Linked DNA regions of Homo sapiens: region 1 is linked to region 2. The links are chromatin loops, found by intact Hi-C in ENCODE. Cell type or tissue: PC-3. All regions are shown on one strand. Links, peaks and the distances in the headings refer to the core of each region. The heading gives the core; the rest is flanking DNA.

Region 1 (8,000 bases), core at 1-8,000, 76 kb before region 2:
AGGATGAGTATAAATTATTAAGAGGGCCTTAGTAAGAACCTTTAAGGAATATATTAGCAGTTTTACATGTCAAAAACAATTTTATTTTTTTGGAAAATGTCAGTTACACTTAGCATATTGATAGTTGGGTAGAAGCACAAATAAATAAAAGTAGTTTAAAAGCAAGTAAAAACTAATGATCAAGTGGCAGTTTGTTTCTATAATACCAATAATAACTGAATATTTGTATCATTAAAAGCTAAATTTGGCTATGAAAATAAATGTTTATCATACAAATTTAGGCAATATAAATATATATATGAAAACAAGAGGAGATAGATACTAACAAGTAAACAGATAACTATGTGAATTGCAAGTTCATAATGTAGACTGCCTTGGCTGGACCTGTTACAGGAAAGGGGTCCCAATCCAGACCCCAAGAGAGAGTTCTTGGATCTTGCACAAGAACTAATTCAGGTGAGTTCATAGAGTAAAGTGAAAGCAACTTTATTAAGAAAGTAAAGGAATAAAATAATGGCTACTCCATAGACAGCGCAGCCCCAGGGACTGTTGATTGGCCATTTTTGTGGTTATTTCTTGATGATTTGCTAAACAAGGGGTGGATTATTCATGCCTCCCCTTTTTAAACCATGTAGGGTATCTTCCTGACATTGCCATGGCATTTGTAAACTGTCATGGCACTGGTGGGAGTGTAGCAGTGAGGACTAGGAGAGGTCACTCCCGTGGCCATCTTGGTTTTGGTGAGATTTAGCCGGCTTCTTTACTGCAATCTGTTTTATCAGCAAGGTCTTTATGACCTGTATCTTGTGCTGACCTCCTAGCGTATCCTGTGACTTAGAATGCCTTAACCGTCTGGGAGTGCAGCCCACTAGGTGTCAGCCTTATTTTACCCAGCTCCTATTCAAGATGGCGTTGCTCTGGTTCACTCGTCTGTGACAGACCTACTTGCTCCAGGTATTTAAGGAACCCTAAGAAAGCATGACTAAAAAGAGTGAGCAAGTGTGAGGCTGGAACAAGATGAAACTGGAGAGTTATCAGGTGCCAGAAAATATATAGGGTCTTGTATGCAGTGACCAGGAGTTCAAATTTAATTTTAAGTGCAGTGAGCAAGTTTTTAATAGGAAACTTATTATATAATTTATTATTTTTTTAATCAGGCTGCTGTGTGTAGGATGGTCAAACATTATAAGATTGAATGAGGAAAAGCCAATTAGAAAGACAGTGCTTGAACTGGGAGGTAGAAATGAAGGTGGCAAGAAATGGTTTGATTAGAGAGAAATTTTAGAGATATAATCAAGTATATGTGCATGTGTGTGCACATGCATATTTGGAAGGGTGGCCTTTGGGAGAGAAAGGGTCCCTCCCTCCCTCCCTCCCTCCCTTCCTTACTTTGTTTCTTCCTTCCTTTTTGAAAAAAAATAAATAAATAATTGAGATAAAGAGCACAACCTATGGCACCATGGTGTTTGGTCACAGTCTAGTAGATATAAACTCTGTACGAAGACACAAAAAAAAGGTGCTATAGTCTGGTACCTACACTTTATACTAAATAAATACTGTTGGTGTATTGAGTGGTACTGAAGCAAGAAGATTGAGTATCTAAAGGAGTGTATGTTTAAGGCACTTAAAATGCACTTAAGGGAATGTTGGTAGGTGTTTTAGTCTGTTTAGGCTGCTCCAACAAAATACCATAGACTCTGTGGTTTATAAATGACAGCTGACAGTTCTGGAGTCTAAGAAATCTACAATCAAGGTGCCAGTAGATTCAGTGTCTGGCAAGGGCCATTACAGATGGCTGTCTTCTCAGTGTTCTCACGTGGTAGATGGGGTGAGGGAGCTCTCTAGGGCCTCTTTTACAAGGGCAGGAATTCTGCACATGGGGCTCCACCCTTGTGGCCTAATTGCCTCTCAAAGGCTCCACCTCTTTCATTCATGTCCCTACAAAGGACATGAACTCATCATTTTTATGGCTGCATAGTATTCCATGGTGTATATGTGCCACATTTTCTTAATCCAGTCTATCATTGTTGGACATTTGGGTTGGTTCCAAGTCTTTGCTATTGTGATTGGAAATCATCATTCTCAGTAAACTATCGCCAGGACAAAAAACCAAACACCGCATGTTCTCACTCATAGATGGGAATTGAACAATGAGAACACATGGACACAGGAAGGGGAACATCACACTCTGGGACTGTTGTGGGGTGGGGGGAGGGGGGGGAGGGATAGCATTAGAAGATATACCTAATGCTAAATGATGAGTTAATGGGTGCAGCACACCAGCATGGCACATGTATACATATGTAACTAACCTGCACATTGTGCACATGTGCCCTAAAACTTAAAGTATAATAATAATAATAAATAAATAAATAAATAATAAAATAAAAATTTAAAAAAAAAGGCTCCACCTCCTAATACCATCATGTTGGGAATTACGTGTCAACATATGTATTTGGGGGTACATAAACATTTAGTCTATAGCAATGGGTTTATTAGTAGAAATTATATATGAGTTTTAAGGAGTGAGAATAGTAGTTCAGATTATTTTTTCCCTTGGGTTGGTGGATGAGCTGAATATTCAGACATCAGTAAGTATATGCCAGGAAGAAGGTAAAGTATGTTAATGAGAACTTGACCTGTTCAATAAATTTCAAGTAATTCACAGAATGAGTGTAGGAAAGGAGTAATAAAATGGGCCAGACCCTCAAGACTGCCTATTATCAAGTTTAAATTTTATCCATTGCTTTCATGCAGTGTCACTGACCTTTTTTCTGTCCCTCAAGTACTTTCAAGTTCTTTCCAGTTTCAGAGCATTCACGCATATGGCTCAGTTTGCCTGTTACATTTTTCCTCCCAAATGCCTACTGTCTTCTCCTCAGGTCTTAACCCTGACCTGATGGCCTACCCTTAAATAAAGCATCCCCCACTCCACACACACCCCTGTCACTCTCTAATCCAGAATCTCTTTCTAAGTGGTTCTTTATGATACTTTTATCTGGTATTATTACATTGATTCACTTGCTTTTGTGTTTGTCTCCTCCACTAAAATATGAGCTTTATGAGGGAGGGATGTAGTCAGTCTTATTTATGGTAGCATTCACAGTGCAAAGCCAATATCAATGCATGAATGATCTGTAAATATTTGCTGAATAAGTGAATGAACCCATAGAACAAAGAAGGAAAATTAGGTTCTTGCAAAGTGCCCTTAATCATTTTTACTTTTACGCTGTTATCTTCTCCTTTAGATATCCTTTATGAGTGGACTGATAATGGTTCATTTTGGTTGCGAGAAAGAAAACATGCTCAGTTGCTCTGGGAGCTGGGTGTTTATGGTAGGAGGTTAACAACAACAAAAAAAAAGCCAAGGGGATCATCTCAATAATCACTCTGGACCTCAGTGCCTTAGAAGAAGGGAAGAGTACAGGAGGCTTTAAGGGAATCTTTCTGGACCAACCATTTTATAAACTAGTGATCTCAGTCATCTTTTGTTTACAGAAGTCAGAAATTGTTCTTTGCTGACTTAGATATCTGCCTCCTGCTTCCATGTTCTGTAAGAGCAAATATTCTTCAATGAGTGCTGCTCCTTTAGACTGTCTCTCTTGGCCTCCTCTTCAGCCGCTGGTGTCTCACATGTTAAGCCTATTTATTGCAGTCTTTGAGTTAAGTTAATCACCAGCCCTGAATTACTTGGGTGTAGTCAGATGAGCAGAATAATGTGGTTTAGGTGATAATAACCTTATGTAGAAAGAACTCCCTGTGGCTGCTAACTCACACGTCCACAGAGCTGCATACAGACGTGTCAGGCTCTAAGAGTTCTACAGATTGTCCAATACAGTGCTTGCTTTTTTTTTGTTTGTTTGTTTTTTGAGGGCTTTTGAGGCTGTTTTTAGAATATATTACTGGGAGTTATTACCTTCCTCCTGGAATTTGCCTAGTATTGGTGAGCTCTCAGTTGTTCACCACTTGAAGAAAAGTTCTACCTCCTCCTTTCCTGCTTCCCAAGATAACACCAGACATGTGGCGGGTACTCAGATCATCCTGAAACATACATCAGCCATGTCAAGTGGCCTCTTTTCTACCAGTCTCATTCCCTGTAGGTTGCATAGAATGACCAACCTGAAGTAGGGAAGCCTGAACTAAGAGTCTATAAATTGGATTTTTGTTCCATTTTTGCTTCTGATTAGCTGTTGACTTTAGACAATTTATTTTAGTATTTAGTTTTATAATGTGACAAATAAGGTGGTTAGACTAGGTGACAATACTCTGTAAAATTGTGTAATTGTGTTCTTTTTCTATCTTTAAAGAAGATGATAAGATAGCTCAGGGCTATGCTTCTGAAACTGGATTCCTTACATCCCTGGGAATAGCTGTTTGCCAGGGGTCTGCCAAGTACATGGCATTTTCTCCTGAAGCTTTGACCTTAAATATTTTAGGGAAACATTTTTTCCAATAAAATGTACATGTATAACAGAACAGAATGTTAAATTTGCATGGATTTTCAAGTAACACATGAAATTTTATAGTTATTTTATATTTGGTAGCCTATAAACACCTTTTTAATAAAGGTGAAAAAAACTTCCAAAGACATTATCATATCTTTCATCCTTGATTCATGATTCACTAATACTCCAGTAGACAGTGCCAAAGAGTGACTAGTCAGTGGTTATGAAGTTGAAGGAAGGCATCTCTGCCTCATCCTTGTTTTTATATGAGCTGTGACAGTGCTATTTCCATTATTTGAGTCATCATTGTTTATAAAAATAATGTAGGCTTCTCTGGTGAAAATTTTAAAAATTATTGATGGGGAGTGTTCCCTTTGTGAACAGTCAGTTCTTTAGACCAGTTTGTTTTCCACCAAATTGCCTGCTTCTGTTGTAGCATGGAATTTTTCCACCAAAATTCTATGCCGTGGTTCCTTTTACTCCTCTCTGAAGACCAGCAGATCAATGAAAAAGTCATGCTTTCTTAGAAAGAGCCCTATAAGCTGTGATGTCAGGGGAATCCCAGCACCTAGCATCCCAGGCTCAACCTGATTCTTAGGACCTGATTCTTAGATTGTGAACTTGTATCAGGAAAGGTCCAGATGTTAATTTATAAAGGGTTTTTTAGTTGGGAGGATGACAGGCAGCACTTATTTCACTGTAATTTTCTCAAAAGCAAATTTGGCAGTGGTAGGTGTTGGTCATGGTGTTTTGCACATGTACCCACAAGAATGTGATTCCCAAACTTGGCTAGAGTTTGGATGTCACACCTAGGAAATTTATAGAAAAAATAATGTACATGTTTTAGGGTCCTACCCAAGAATTATGAAAGGAAAATTTCTGAAAATTTTTATAGATATGAACATTTATTTGTTTTAAAGTTCCCTCTGGATGGAGGTCCATGCCCAGTTGTATTGTTATCTCAGAGTTCACCTGTCTGTCTATTCCATGGACTGACTATAGGCTGTTTGAAGGCAGGATACTTTCCCTTGCTTTCTTCTGAAACTGCCATGCCCAGCACTTATGGAATGCTGAAGTCACATTTGATGAATGAATTAATATGTTATGCTTGTGATCAGTTTCCCAGGATAAAACATCTACATGTTCTGATATCTTGTAAAACTAATTATTTTTTAATGTGGCTGTGTTTAGATTTTAAATTGGGCCTCAGAGGTGAAAGGCTAGCATATTACCTACAGCCCATTTATCTAGTAGGCAGTACTCTCCTCTAAGTTATTGCCTCGGGGAAGCCCATTGCATTAGGGCAGTGATAACAGCATCATGAATAGATACTAATCTATGTTGTAGCAATCGCTCTTCTTGCCCTGCTTGGAAGACACAGTGGTTGATGCTCCTATAATTAGCTGTTCAGTTCATTGAAGTTTGAAAGTTTATGTGAAAATTATCAGTGAAACAATTTATATCTAGAAAATTTTCTAATAGGGTTCTACTTAGAATTAACTTTTAAAAAAAGCACATGTGTCATTTGGAGTGTGTCACTCTTAGCGGTACTAAATTCAGATTTGAAAGGAAATTTTGTTTCAGGTCCCCCTTTTAAAAACACTTCTGTATTGTTTTGGGAAACTCCAGCATTCTGCATACCTACATGTAGCTTTAGTTTTATTTAACCAGAAACACACGACTATTAGTAGAGTGTAACTATCCTTTTAATATTGCTAATTTGTTTGTTAATTCCTCCTGCATAAGTTTGACTTGGGCATTTTGTCTGATGTAAGACCAAGCACAATTACTAATGTGAGCAAAAGTTAATGAGCAAAATTGTCAAGTTATATATTAAGGGCATAGTTAGCTGTACAACAAAGCTTTTGTTGTAGGGGATAAAACAAGGTAAAATAATTAAACATCTGGCAGGAGATCTAATTTTGGCTTAGTATTTTAATCATATTCTCTTGGATAATTATAATTGATTATATAAAAGTTTTAGGAACTTCTAAGATTGCCCAAATACATATGGTGAAAGTACATGTGATTATTTTGCATTTAATGTCTGAAGGTAGTTGCAATATAAATATTCATATTTGGGTGAGCAACACTGTAACTCAGCTAACACATCTGTTGTAAATAAATTCTGGAGTGGAGAGAAACTAAACAATTGTTGGGTCTGTATTTTCCCAAGAAGAGAGAAGCAACTTTCTGAGATTAGTTGTGAGTTTATAATATAATGAAATGTGTATTTCTTGTCATTTTTTAAGGAATATGACTGTCTGTTTCCAATTAATCACTGCCAGTGAGGAAACTTAGAGTTCAAGTTTTGTAGTTTACGCTACTTTGCACCTCAGCATCCTTTGAAGTATGGTAGCCAAGGGAAAATATGGAGTTTTTTAAGGAACTGGTGATTTTAAGCCTGAACAAATTTTGAAAGACTAATCTATGAAAAGGAGATTTGCCATCTTCAGCATAATTCCAGATGGAAGGCAGTAGGTCAATGGAGAGAAGTTACGTAGAGATTTTTAAGTAAGTTTCAAGAAGACCTTATTAATAAACTCTGCAACAATGACTGAGTTGTCATGGGGATGTGTGGTGAATGTTCTGCCCTGGACATTTTTAAACAGAGGTTAAAAACCTATCAGAGGCATATTTTCTAAGGGGAGAAGAAAACCTATATTAAATTAATACTAAATGACTGTTCGAAATATGAACATCTGTAAATCTAATTTATTCTCCGTTCTTGATCTCATTTGTGAAGTGTGATGCCTTCTGTGGCAGTAGATTGTGTTAAGAATTTTATTGATGATTGAATGCTGACGTCAGGTTTAACCCATTTCCTCTTAATCGCAATTTTTTGTCTTCCAGTTAATGTGAGTGTGTTCACATTCTTAGCAATGTAATGGTGCCTTTTTCATAAGTGGAAAGATATTAAAGGGCATTTTGGATAGCAACCATTTATCCCACCTGTATTGTAGAACACCTACTATATGCTAAAATCAGAAGCAAAGAGCAAGTTGTCAGAATTCATTATATCGCTGTGCCCTTGTTTCATTCCTTTTATCCTTTGATCTCTGTACCCCTGACAACAGATCATGCTGAAATTGGAAGTGCTGACAGTAAGAAATAAATTGCCAAAGATAACCCTAACAAATGACCAAAAAAAAAAAAAATACATTCCATTATATCATAAACTCACAACCCATTCCACAAAAAACCATATGAGTTGAAGAAACACTATACTTTGTAAGTTGATTATGGCTGAATAGAGGTTAATGACAATGTCCTAGTGGCTATTTCCTGGGCTTAAGCATAATTCTTGGCAAGGGTTACACATTTTTGCTTTGGGGAAGAGGTCAGCAACATACCTATAGTAGTGTGCTACTAGGTGAACTTCTTAAATGAAGCTCATAACCAAGAAGAAAGCAATACCAGAAAAGATAGAGTAAATAAAAAACTTAGGAATAAGTGGGACTAGAAAAGCTAGAATAGCTAAGTCCTATTACTTGACCAGAGTATACTAGTGTATACTCTGTATACTCGAGTATACAGAGTATACTAGTGTATACA
Region 2 (11,321 bases), core at 1-8,000:
AGCTGGGATGTGCATGCTTGGCTGGGAGGATGGAGGTGGTTTGTAACAAATTGTATGAATAATTTTCTTGAATTTTCCATGGGTTCTGCATGTTTCATTGATACCATCTTACAGGCTTTTCTTTATAATAGTTTTGATGTGAAGGATTACTTTACAGTAAGCATCTACAGGTTACCCCTTTCCACTGATGTAACAAAGTGGGAATTGGGCACCACATCAAAAGGATGAGGCCATTGTTGGCCATCCTTGGATGGATGGGGTTCAAAGATGGCAATGTGGAGTGGGTATTCTCTGTGTTTGCCTGTAAAAGGATAGACAGCTCTGAATTGCAAAATACTATTGTCTATCAAAATGTAAAAGTTTGGCTTGTTCTTCATTTAGAAATGGTGATAGGAAAGAAGTGGGTGAAAATGGTTGTGTTGAGATATTTTTGCCAATACCTAAATGCTCTTTTGCTTCTCTCTTTTTCTTTCTTTCTCAAAGCCCCCTCTTTGTTCTGTGGCTTTTCTTTTGTAACTCCTCCAGACTACAGCTTTGTTCCCCCTTCTTCCACTCCTTTCTGGTCAGGTACTGCTTTACTACTTTTATTTGTCTCTTCAACTTGCTTCTGCTTGCAAATAAAATATTTGAGTTCCATGTATGGCTTCTCATACGGATACATCTCCTCACAGACAATCCCTCGAGTTCCATTACCACCATGCACTTTACTCTTCTCTGTCATAGTCACCGTTCATCATGACATTTCACTCCTCTGGTGTTTGTGTGTGTGCTCATGCCATGAGACATTCTATAATTTATCTGTTGGGGAGAGTTTGCAGAGGGATGGGGCTGAAAGTATAAAGGGGGATGAAAAATCTATAAAATCATTATTTTTCTTGAAGACCAGAAAGTTTAGTTGAAAAAAGCCAATGTTTATGTATTTTCATGAAGAAAATAAATAGAAATAAAATCCCAACTTTGTTTTCAAATATAAAAGTAAAATTCAGTACACATTACTTGAAAAGATGACTGGCGCCCATGAATTCTGCAGTTCTTCGGTTTGTGCATGGGCATTTTGGTCTTGATTTCTGTCATTACCCAGAGAGTTTAATGGCTATTTACATGACATTTAGGGTATACATTAGATAAAGTCTGTTTTCTGACCGATTTTTAAAAATTAACCTGCACATCCCAATAAAAATCATAGAATTTAAAACTAGAAAAAACTTAGAAGTCATCTAGTACAAACATTTCATTTCATAGATGAGAAAAAATGTGGCCTTGAGGGGTTAGGAGACCTATGCAAGGTCACCACACAGTTGATGATTGGGTTTTTCCATCATAGGGGTGTTTTTATGTGCACCGACTCTAACAGTAGTGCCCCAGTAATGGGACAGTTTTCAGTGAGAAAGCTATTAAAGTGGTTTGTGTCCTGAACAGTAAAACAAAATGACCTATTTTTACTCCCTTTACAGTTCTGAAATCTAGAGTATTGCCATTCATTTATTTCGTGATGGACACCTGGAGTCTAAAAAAATTTCTGTCATTACAAAGCCATGAATAATAGGTCAGAGATCCCTGTGGCCAAGTGGGCAGGCTCTTCCAGGGTAACACAGGTCATAACTTCTGCTGCCTGAGCCCTGGGAACTGTTAAAAATACAGATGGTTGGTGTTTCCCATTTGTCTCTTTTTCTTACACTTAAGTTCCTTTACCATTTAAGATTTATAAAGTTTCACCAACCTCCGATGAGTGATTCTCAGAATCACTGAACATATAATTGAAAACACTTTATAACCCCAAAGAGCAACAGGTAGAGAAGTTAATATAAAGCGTGCCATGAAACACTAGAGACTAACAAACATGAACCACTGGAATGGAGTTTTCTTTTCAGAACAGGGCCAGCAGGGCCAGGGAGAAAGTTAGCTCCTCTCCTGCCATCGAATATTAAACACGCGCGCGTGTGCGCGCGCGCGCGCGCACGCACGCACACACACACACACACACACACACACACAGAGAAACTCAACTCTGAACACAGGATATTTAATACCCTGACATCTTATTTTTGATTAGATACATCAGTAAAGTTTTTCTGTAAGGCAGTATTTGTTTCAAAGAAAGAAAATATAGATGGTATTTGTGTGTTCCTTCTCTGAGACCTGATTCACACCTCTTCACTTAGGTGAATTATATAGAAAACAATAACTAAATTTATCCCCAAATAGTTTTAACATAGAAAGCCTTGTTAGGGAAGAAAGTGCCACTTAACCAGAAGTGATAACATAGATTTGACAAGAGACTGACATCAGAGCAAAATATTTCGTTGTTTTGAGTGTTAGTTAAAGCAGTTACTGGATAAAAACATAAAGCTTTACCTTGGAGGTGCTGGTTAGATTACTGGGCCATCAATAGGAAGTGTATGATGAAATTATTTTAGAATCTATCTCCTTAGATACTTAGATATTAACGAGTTTTTTTAATTTGTTTTTTTGTTTTGTTTTGTTTCATTTTTATAAAAACTAGTCCTTACTTTGATTGAGGTTCTTATGAAGAATGGAAAAACAGGACAATGGTTCTTTAAACTTATGAAGCGAATTTGCTTGCACCTGATTGAATTGAAACAGCAATTCTGCTGCTTTCAAGCTCCTCTGCCATTATCGCTGGTCTGTAATGAAATCACGACTGTGCATTTGATAGCATCAATAACATTCATCTGATTAGGTTGTTATGGTTGTTAACGAACTGCAAACCTACTGTCATTGCTTGTCATTTCTTGACAGTGTTAAGTCCAAAAGTGCTGGGCATTGCCATCGCTCGGTATGACTTCTGTGCAAGAGATATGAGAGAGTTGTCCTTGTTGAAAGGAGATGTGGTGAAGATTTACACAAAGATGAGTGCAAATGGCTGGTGGAGAGGAGAAGTAAATGGCAGGGTAAGTTGGCCCTCTCGATGTGCTGGTGCATGTGAAAGAAGGGGACTGAGCAGTTGTTTGCACCCATTGTGGCACCAGGGAGAAGCCTCTATACTGTATTACAGCTTTCAGCCCACAGGCCTCTGCCCTCTGGAAACTGGTGCTGTGTTTTGCTGATACCAGGGACTCGCTGAAAATATTTGAAATGAATATGATAGTGACATAAATAAAATTCACCTGGGCAAGTGGGACAGCTTGCTGCTTGGAAAAGAGTCGAGGAGCATTTCAGTTCTTTTTAGACCCTGAGCCATAGAGCTAAACTTTATGTGTATTGCAAAATATCTATAAGAACTGCTGATGTAAATTGGAAAGAATGGGACATAGTACCTCTGTCTTTTCATCCTGTTCTACAGCAGAAATAGGAATCATTATGCAGCAGAGCCCCCCTGTATTATACTTAATTTACATATTTATTTGTGTGCTAGTGGATTAGAACACTGTTTATTTTATTCCTCCATTTCGATCATTTACTCTATTAGGCTTCTAAGAGCAGTTAAACCAATCTTCTCACCTACAATGGACATAAAACCCCAGTTTAATTGGGGTGTTATGAAAACAAAATACTCTGTTTGTAGAATCCTTTGAAGTGTCAGATACAAAGTCATGTTGCTGTGTTGGTTGCTTTTCTTTTTTAGGTGGGCTGGTTTCCATCCACATATGTGGAAGAGGATGAATAAATTCAAATCCCGTGTTGCACCCTGCACCAAAAATTTCAGAGAAGGGATAAATAGAAGCCTGCACAGCATCGTGAATTAACTGAAGTGTTTAAAAAGCTGCATTTCTGGCTGTTCAACATCCTCCCTCCTTAGCCCCTCCTAAGTCTTAATGCTGAGATTTCTAAAGATGCTGGTACTGACAGATTAATGGCTTGCCTAGAGCTGTGCAAGAAACAGCCTGCCAGTCTGTCATTGTCAGGGACCAGGGCAAAACCAAGAGCTGTTCTTCCCAGAAGAGCCCTGCAAACACATTGGTTCGTGCTTCCCTTTACTTCTTCTGGTCAGATACCATGAATGCCAGTCATCAGTAAATCTTAATACACTTTTGCTTTATTCTCACATGCCATTCACCAGATTATTTGATGGTACAAAGAAGCAGAAGTGTAATTTTCCTTTTCCCAGCATGACGAAAAATTGGAGTTCTGCCATTTGAGCAGCTTACTGGAAAGATCCAGCCTTACTTGTCTTAAATTGTCCAACAAGGTGACTCATTGCCCGGCAAACACTTTTACCCTCAGATGTTACTCATGATATTATAAAATATGAGGCCAGTGCTCAGGTTTGCATCATAAGTGAGCTATCCCTGAAGGGTTTTAATTACTTATTTGGTGTCCTGATTATATTTGCAAACTTCTTTATAAAAGGTGAAAAAAGCACACAAAAGAGAGGGTGTCTTCATATTAAACCTTCACAACCTTCATGATTTCATAGGATTATTTTGGAAATATAGCACTTGACTTTATGAAAGGATCTGGGCTAGGTATATTAAGGGTAGTTGCCAATAACCTGAAGAAGCTGGCATTGTTTACAGAAACAGATCAAGGGCTATAATTTATGTCATTTTATAGCAGCAGTATCTATTAATACATGCCTTTTCCTCCCATCCACCTCCCCCGCACACACACAAAGATGACCTGGGACATGATTTTTTTATTCCCACATTTTCTTGGAGCACAAACAACTTTGTTGAGGATTTTGGAAGGAAAGCACAACTGGGTCCTTTATTCATTTCTGGGACAGAAAGAGGGTCAGTGGACTTTTGTGGGCCTCCAGCTTCTCTCAGAGTCTCCCCCTCTGCAGCCCATCCTGGGAGTGTATTAACTGGAGGGAAGATGGGTCTTGCAGTACATTTGTTTTGCCCAGCCATCACTCTTTTTTGTGAGGAGCCTAAATACATTCTTCCTGGGGTCCAGAGTCCCCATTCAAGGCAGTCAAGTTAAGACACTAACTTGGCCCTTTCCTGATGGAAATATTTCCTCCATAGCAGAAGTTGTGTTCTGACAAGACTGAGAGAGTTACATGTTGGGAAAAAAAAGAAGCATTAACTTAGTAGAACTGAACCAGGAGCATTAAGTTCTGAAATTTTGAATCATCTCTGAAATGAAGCAGGTGTAGCCTGCCCTCTCATCAATCCGTCTGGGTGCCAGAACTCAAGGTTCAGTGGACACATCCCCCTGTTAGAGACCCTCATGGGCTAGGACTTTTCATCTAGGATAGATTCAAGACCTTTACCTCAGAATTATGTAAACTGTGATTGTGTTTTAGAAAAATTATTATTTGCTAAAACCATTTAAGTCTTTGTATATGTGTAAATGATCACAAAAATGTATTTTATAAAATGTTCTGTACAATAAAGTTACACCTCAAAGTGTACTCTTGGAATGGATTCTTTCCTGTAAAGTCTTATCTGCGACTCTGTCTCGGGAATGTTTTGTCTGTTGCCGTCAGCCGAACTTTGTTATGGAGGGAGCAGCCTCACACAAGCAGAAACACTCCTGTGGATGGTATTGTAGCATGTATTGTTTATTTTAGTCAATAGACCCTCTCCTTATAAATGGTGTTTAGTCTTCCTGTTGCATTTCATGGGCCTGGGGGTTTCCTAGCAGAGGATATTGGAGCCCCTTTTTGTGACATTACCAATTACATCTTTGTCCACGTTTAATACTTTGTTTTGGAAAATTTAAATGCTGCAGATTTGTGTAGAGTTCTAATACCAAAGACAGAAGTAAATGTTTTCCATATACTTTGTCTTGCCTGTATGCAGCCCTCGTGTAATACGGTGAATTAGAGTGGTATTTCACTTTGTATTATTTTGTAAATATGTCAATATAATAAATAGTGACTAAATTGATTTCTAAGAGTTGGAGTCTTTTTATTGAATGATCCCTGTATTAGTCAGGGTTCCCCTGAAAATGGATGGCACTGGATTGTTGGGCCTGTACCAGGCCATCGCCAGCAGTCCAGAGTGAACAGAAGCAGTGTATGTGTGGAGGTCACCACCCCCCCGCCCGCCAGCCCCGTGGACGCTATGCGTCTAGTAGGAGGGCCGCTGCGGTGAGTCTTGAAGCCCAGGGCTGGGCCCGGGCAGAGCCGCCGCAGGTGCAGATGTTGGTGGTAGTAGCACATATTCTAAAGAGAACTTCAAAGGCCGAAGTGGAGAAGGGTTCCATGTGAACAGCAGTTGGACATGGGTCATTCGGTCCTGAGAAATAGGTGAGCGCCATTCTGAATGGACAGGCGATGGCCTCTGTTGCCCTCAGCCAATCGAAAGGGAGTCCGGTTCAGATCCCGAATCCGGAGTGGCGGAGATGGACACTGCCAAGCGTCCAGCACAGTAATGCGAAGGATCCCAGAGAAGCCAATGGAAGCCCCGGGGAGAGTTCTTTTCTCCTTGTGAAGGGCAGGGCGCCCTGGAATTGGGTTCGCCTGGAGAGAGGGGTCCGCGCCTTGGAAAGCGTCGCGCTTCCAGCGGCATCTGGTGAGCTCTGGAGGGCCCTTGAAAGTGCGGGGGAGAGGGTGTAAATCTCGCGCCCGGCTGTACCCATATCCACAGCATTCCTCCCTCTGGAACTAAGACCTCTAGGCCAGCACAACAGAATGTCGCGGGAACAGGAAGCAAAAATTTTGCTAGTGGATCACTTAGGGTGATGGTGAGTGGTGCCACTTCCACTTCCACCCCCTGATTCCTGGACCCTTGAATCCTGGCCATGGGAGAAACAGTACCATACATTGGACACTGATTCAGAGCATACACGGCCTTCTAAAGAATTTTGTCCCATCCCTGCAAAGTATTGTCACCTAGTTGGCATTGTAATTGTGACTTCAAAAGGCCATTCCACCTTTCTATCAATTCAGCTGCTTCAGGATGATGGTGAATTCCATGAGCATGAGCCCACTGCTACACTTCTTTAGCCATAAAGTGAGTGCCTTGGACAGAGGCAATGCTGTGTGGAATAGCATGATTGTGGATAAGGCATTCTGTGAGTCCACGGATGGTAGTCTTGGCAGAAGCATTGCATACAAAATAGGCAAACCCATATCTGGAGTAATTGTCTATTCCAGTGAGGACAAACTTCTGCCTTTTCCATGATGGAAGAGGTCCAATATAATCAACCTGCCACCAGGTAGCTAGCTGCCTGATCACCCCAAGGAATGGTGCCATATCGAGGGCTCAGTGTTGGTCTCTGCTGCTGGCAAATTGGGCACTCAACACTGGCTGTAGCCAGGTCAGCCTTGGTGAGTGGAAGTCCATGTTGCTGAGCCCATGTGTAACCTCCAACCCTGCCACCATGGCCACTTTGTTGATGGGCCCATTGAGCGATGACAGGAGTGACTGGAGAAGGAGGCTGAGTGGTGTCCACAGAATGGGTCATACTAGCCAGTTGATTATTAAAATCCTCCTCTGCTGAGGTCACCCATTGGTGAGCACTCACATGGGATACAAATATCTTCACAGTTTTTGGCCACTCAGGCCCATCCACATACCTCTTCCCCAGATTTCTTTGTCACCAATTTTCCAATCATGCTTCTTCCAGGTCCCTGACCACCCAGCCAAACCATTGGCTACAGCCCACGTATCAGTATATAATCACACAACCAGGTGCACTGATTGAAGTTCTGCCCACTGGAAATATTTCCCTTCAGCACTGTCCTTCAGGGATGTCTTGGAAAGGGGCTGTAGTGCTGCAGCTGTCCACTTTGGGTGATGCCTGCATATCATGAAGAACCATCTGTGAACCAGGCCCTAGTCTTCTCTCCTCTGTCAATTCATCATAGAGAACTCCTTATGCGGCCATTGGTGCAGGCTAGGGAAGAGAAAGCAGGGTGGCAGGAGTAGAGACCATGGGCGTTTGAGCCACTTCCTCATGTAACTTACTTGGCCTTCAAGACCTGCTCGAGCCCGATCACGTATATACCACTTTCATTTGATGATGGAATGCTGCTGTGCATGACCCACTTTATGGCTAGATGGGTCAGAAAGCACCCAGTTCATGATAGGCAATTCAGGTGGCATGGTGACTTGATGACCCATAGTCAAATGTTCAGTTTCCACCAAAGCCCAGTAGCAATCCAAGAGCTGTCTCTCAAAAGGAGAGTAGTTATCTGCAGAAGATGGCAGGGTCTTGCTCCAAAATCCTGGAGGCCTCCACTGTGATTCACCTATGGGGGTCTGCCGAAGGCTCCAAACAGCATCCCTATCTGCCACTGACACCTCAAGCACGATTGGATCTGCTGGGTCATATGGCCCAAGTGGCAGAGCAGCTCGTACAGCAGCCTGGACCTGTTGCAGAGCCTTCTGTTCTGGACCCCACTCAAAACTGGCAGCCTTTCAGGTCACTTGATAATTGGGCAGGACTAATATACCCAAATGAGGAATGTGTTGCCTCCAAAAGCCAAATAGGCCCACTAGGCATTGTGCCTCTTTCTTGGTTGTAGGAGGGGCCAAATGCAGCAACTTACCCTTTACCTTAGAAGGACTATCTTGACAGGCCCCACAGTCCCATAACACACATACACCAGCCCCATAATTAACATGGGGATTAAGCCCTAATTTTGTTTAAGTTTAGCTCAGGATTGCTGCCTAAGTTATGAACAGTGAACTACAAGGTAAACTCAATAGTTGCCAATAACATGTATTGGCATGCTTACCATGTGCCATGCTCTGTTCTAAGTGCTTTATTTGCACCAACTTACAACAACCCCCAAAGGTAGAACCCCATAATATTTTCATTTGCACATGAGGAAACTGAGGTACATCAAGAGGTTGCAACTTTCCCAAAGTCACACAGCTGCTAAGTGTCAGAGCTGAATTCTGACTTGGGTGGTCTGGCTCCAGAGTCCGTATAACCACTACCCTATCCTGCCACACTTTGTAGGGCAAGAGAGAGATTTCGTACATTTTTAAACTTACATAACCGAGAAGAAACTATACGATACTAAACAGTGGTTTGAACAATGAAAGGTTAACACAGAATTCAGAAATATGCCACTATTCCTGCCACCTAAAAGAAAACCCAAAAAAGATATTGCCTAGAGAGATTAGTATCAGATTGAATTTTCGTTTCTACTTTGATTCACTCTTGCACTAGAAAATGGCTGCTAATCCAGAGAGGCTTGGAGTCAAGTTTCCCTTGGTGGAGCAGGCCAGCTGATAATCCACAGTGATGGAGTCTGTCTTAGGGAGAGGGTGGAATCACTTCATTCCTTCTAAGGACCAGGAAAGGCCATGGTGGTAGCTTCTGCTTGACTTCACCATCACAACCTTGCTACAAACACAAAATTCCTCTTATTTTCATTACGATACAGTGGGTTATACAGCCCTGAATCCATTATTTGAGGAGCCAACTCCGTTGGTATCTTTATCACTTCTCTTTGACATATTAACATTACGTGACTGTTAGACCTTGTATCAGTTCATCACCGTCCTCACCACTGCCAATTGTACTCACCGTTGCTCCCTTTATTTGCTAGTTAACATGGGAACACAGCTTTGTAACAAGTATTTTGTCTTCCACCAAATGAGTGAAGTAAAATATGCTGGTAGTTAGTTTTTCGTTGTTTGTTTGTTTTGAGACAGAGTTTTTCTCTTGTCGCCCAAGCTGGAGTGCAATGGTGCGATCTGTGCTCACTGCAGCCTCCACCTCCCAGGTCCAGGCAATTCTCCTGCCTCTGCCTCCTGAGTAGCTGGGATTACAGGCACCCACCGTCACGCCCAGCTAATTTTTGTATTTTTTTAGTAGAGACGGGGTTTCACCATGTTTGCCAGGCTGGTCTCGAACTCCTGACCTCAGGTGATCCACCCACCTCGGCCTCCCAAAGTGCTGGGATTACAGGCGTGAGCCGCCATGCCCAGCCACTGGTAGTTAGTTTTGAGGCATCTTGCTTTGTTCTACTTAATCTGACAGCTGTACAGAAGAGTGAAAAGGTATGGCCCTATAAGTCAGACTGACTGTCTCAGTTTATATCTCATCCCTACCATGCAGAACCTCCACCAATCAGTACCACAACACCTACTTCATAGAACGGTTGTGTGACACAACTGAGATCATCCACATAAAGTGGAACAGTGGCTGGCATATACAAAGCCATATTTGTCATTATCATCCTTGTTGTGATTGTCAGATGGGTTTGCTGACAAGTTTGGATAGTTGGCATCTTAATATTTGAAATTCTTTAGCATAAATTAGGCTCATTTATTGGATTGAGGAGAAAAACTCTGCAGATTCGAAATTAACCTTTCTAGGATGGGAATTAAACTATTTGTTCATAGGAAGAAGGAGGGTTTTAGCATCAGTCAGACCGGGGTTCAAACCCCAACCCTGCCACTAACTTTTAGGAGCATCCACTACCTCTTCTGTAATAAAGGGATCATTAAAAGTGCCTGAGAGAGCTGTTGTGAAGAATAAATGATAACATATGAAAAAGGTCCCTAGTACAGAGCCTCACACATAGTAGGTATGCAAGAAATATTGGTTTCCCTCCCTTTATGAAAGATAAGATACTCAGGTATCAAATTATGTACTTGCTGCCGTTATTTTGAATATTATTGGGAGTCCATGCTTTGTTTTTTACATATAGTTTAATTTTCTGCACTTAAATTATGGACAGAGTAAAAAGTATACATGTTCAGGAAGATTAATATGCAAACCCACAAACAATCTCAGAAGTTGAATTTAACAGCTCTACATTATTTTGACTAGGAAAATGGAATTTTTACTCAGCTCATAATCATTTAGACTGAGTCCATTAGTCACTTCATTTTTCACTGAAAACTAGTTTGCTGTGATTGGTTGGACTCTGATTAGAAATGTTACGCACCCACATCTGGTCTGGCACCTTATTCTAAGTAATAAGGTGGTTTGGAAGCCACCTTATTCTAAGTAATGAACAAGTCCCAGAAAGGATATCATAAAGGAATTCTGTCTCTCGTTCGGTGCCATTGATTAAACCAGATCGAGGGAAACAGTGACAGAAAACAAACTCCTTTTGAAGCACTCTAGACACTGGCTGTCAAAGTCCCTGAATTTCTAGGCACAATGCAACTACAAATGATGACCCAGGCACATGGCCAGATGGGAAGAGTCCTCAGTGCAGAAACACAGTGTACACAAAAGTCACTTCACACCCTGTCCTCTAATGGATGTTGCGATCCACGTTGAGAGTCCTGAATAGGAGGGAAGGTGGACTCCAGAAGAGCCAATGTGTCCAATTCATGATCTGGCTTGCCCAAGGTCATGCAGATAGAAAATACTGTCAAGGTAAAGACTAAAACATGGGTGTCTCAGCTGTAAGTCAAATAAATGCTGTCTCTATTCCTCTGTCATACATCAGTACTCAGGACCCTCTGACTCCAGTATTATTTCCTCCATTCTTA

What was found. Peaks named below come from ENCODE experiments on the same cell type or tissue, not always from the same donor. Only the 100,000 strongest peaks of a DNase experiment are listed, where the experiment ranks them.
Region 1: it touches region 2 in a loop (8-fold over the local background); 2 of 110 quality-filtered maps call a loop at or near these places.

Annotation. Positions count from the first base shown.
Region 1 is chr1:107,644,925-107,652,924 of GRCh38, reverse strand. The region is part of intron 19 of VAV3 (vav guanine nucleotide exchange factor 3); the gene reads left to right. Among named protein-coding and RNA genes, the nearest start is that of MIR7852, 250 kb to the left of the region's middle. In PC-3, for the core only: no CTCF peak of the experiment used is centred there; a DNase peak (open chromatin) is centred at 4,674; H3K27ac peaks cover 1,194 bases.
Region 2 is chr1:107,565,638-107,576,958 of GRCh38, reverse strand. It overlaps VAV3 (vav guanine nucleotide exchange factor 3), which reads left to right. Exons shown (of 27, transcript NM_006113.5): 26 at 2,761-2,912; 27 at 3,587-5,798. The coding sequence ends at 3,628. Among named protein-coding and RNA genes, the nearest start is that of MIR7852, 330 kb to the left of the region's middle. In PC-3, for the core only: no CTCF peak of the experiment used is centred there; a DNase peak (open chromatin) is centred at 4,158; H3K4me3 peaks cover 339 bases; H3K27ac peaks cover 1,664 bases.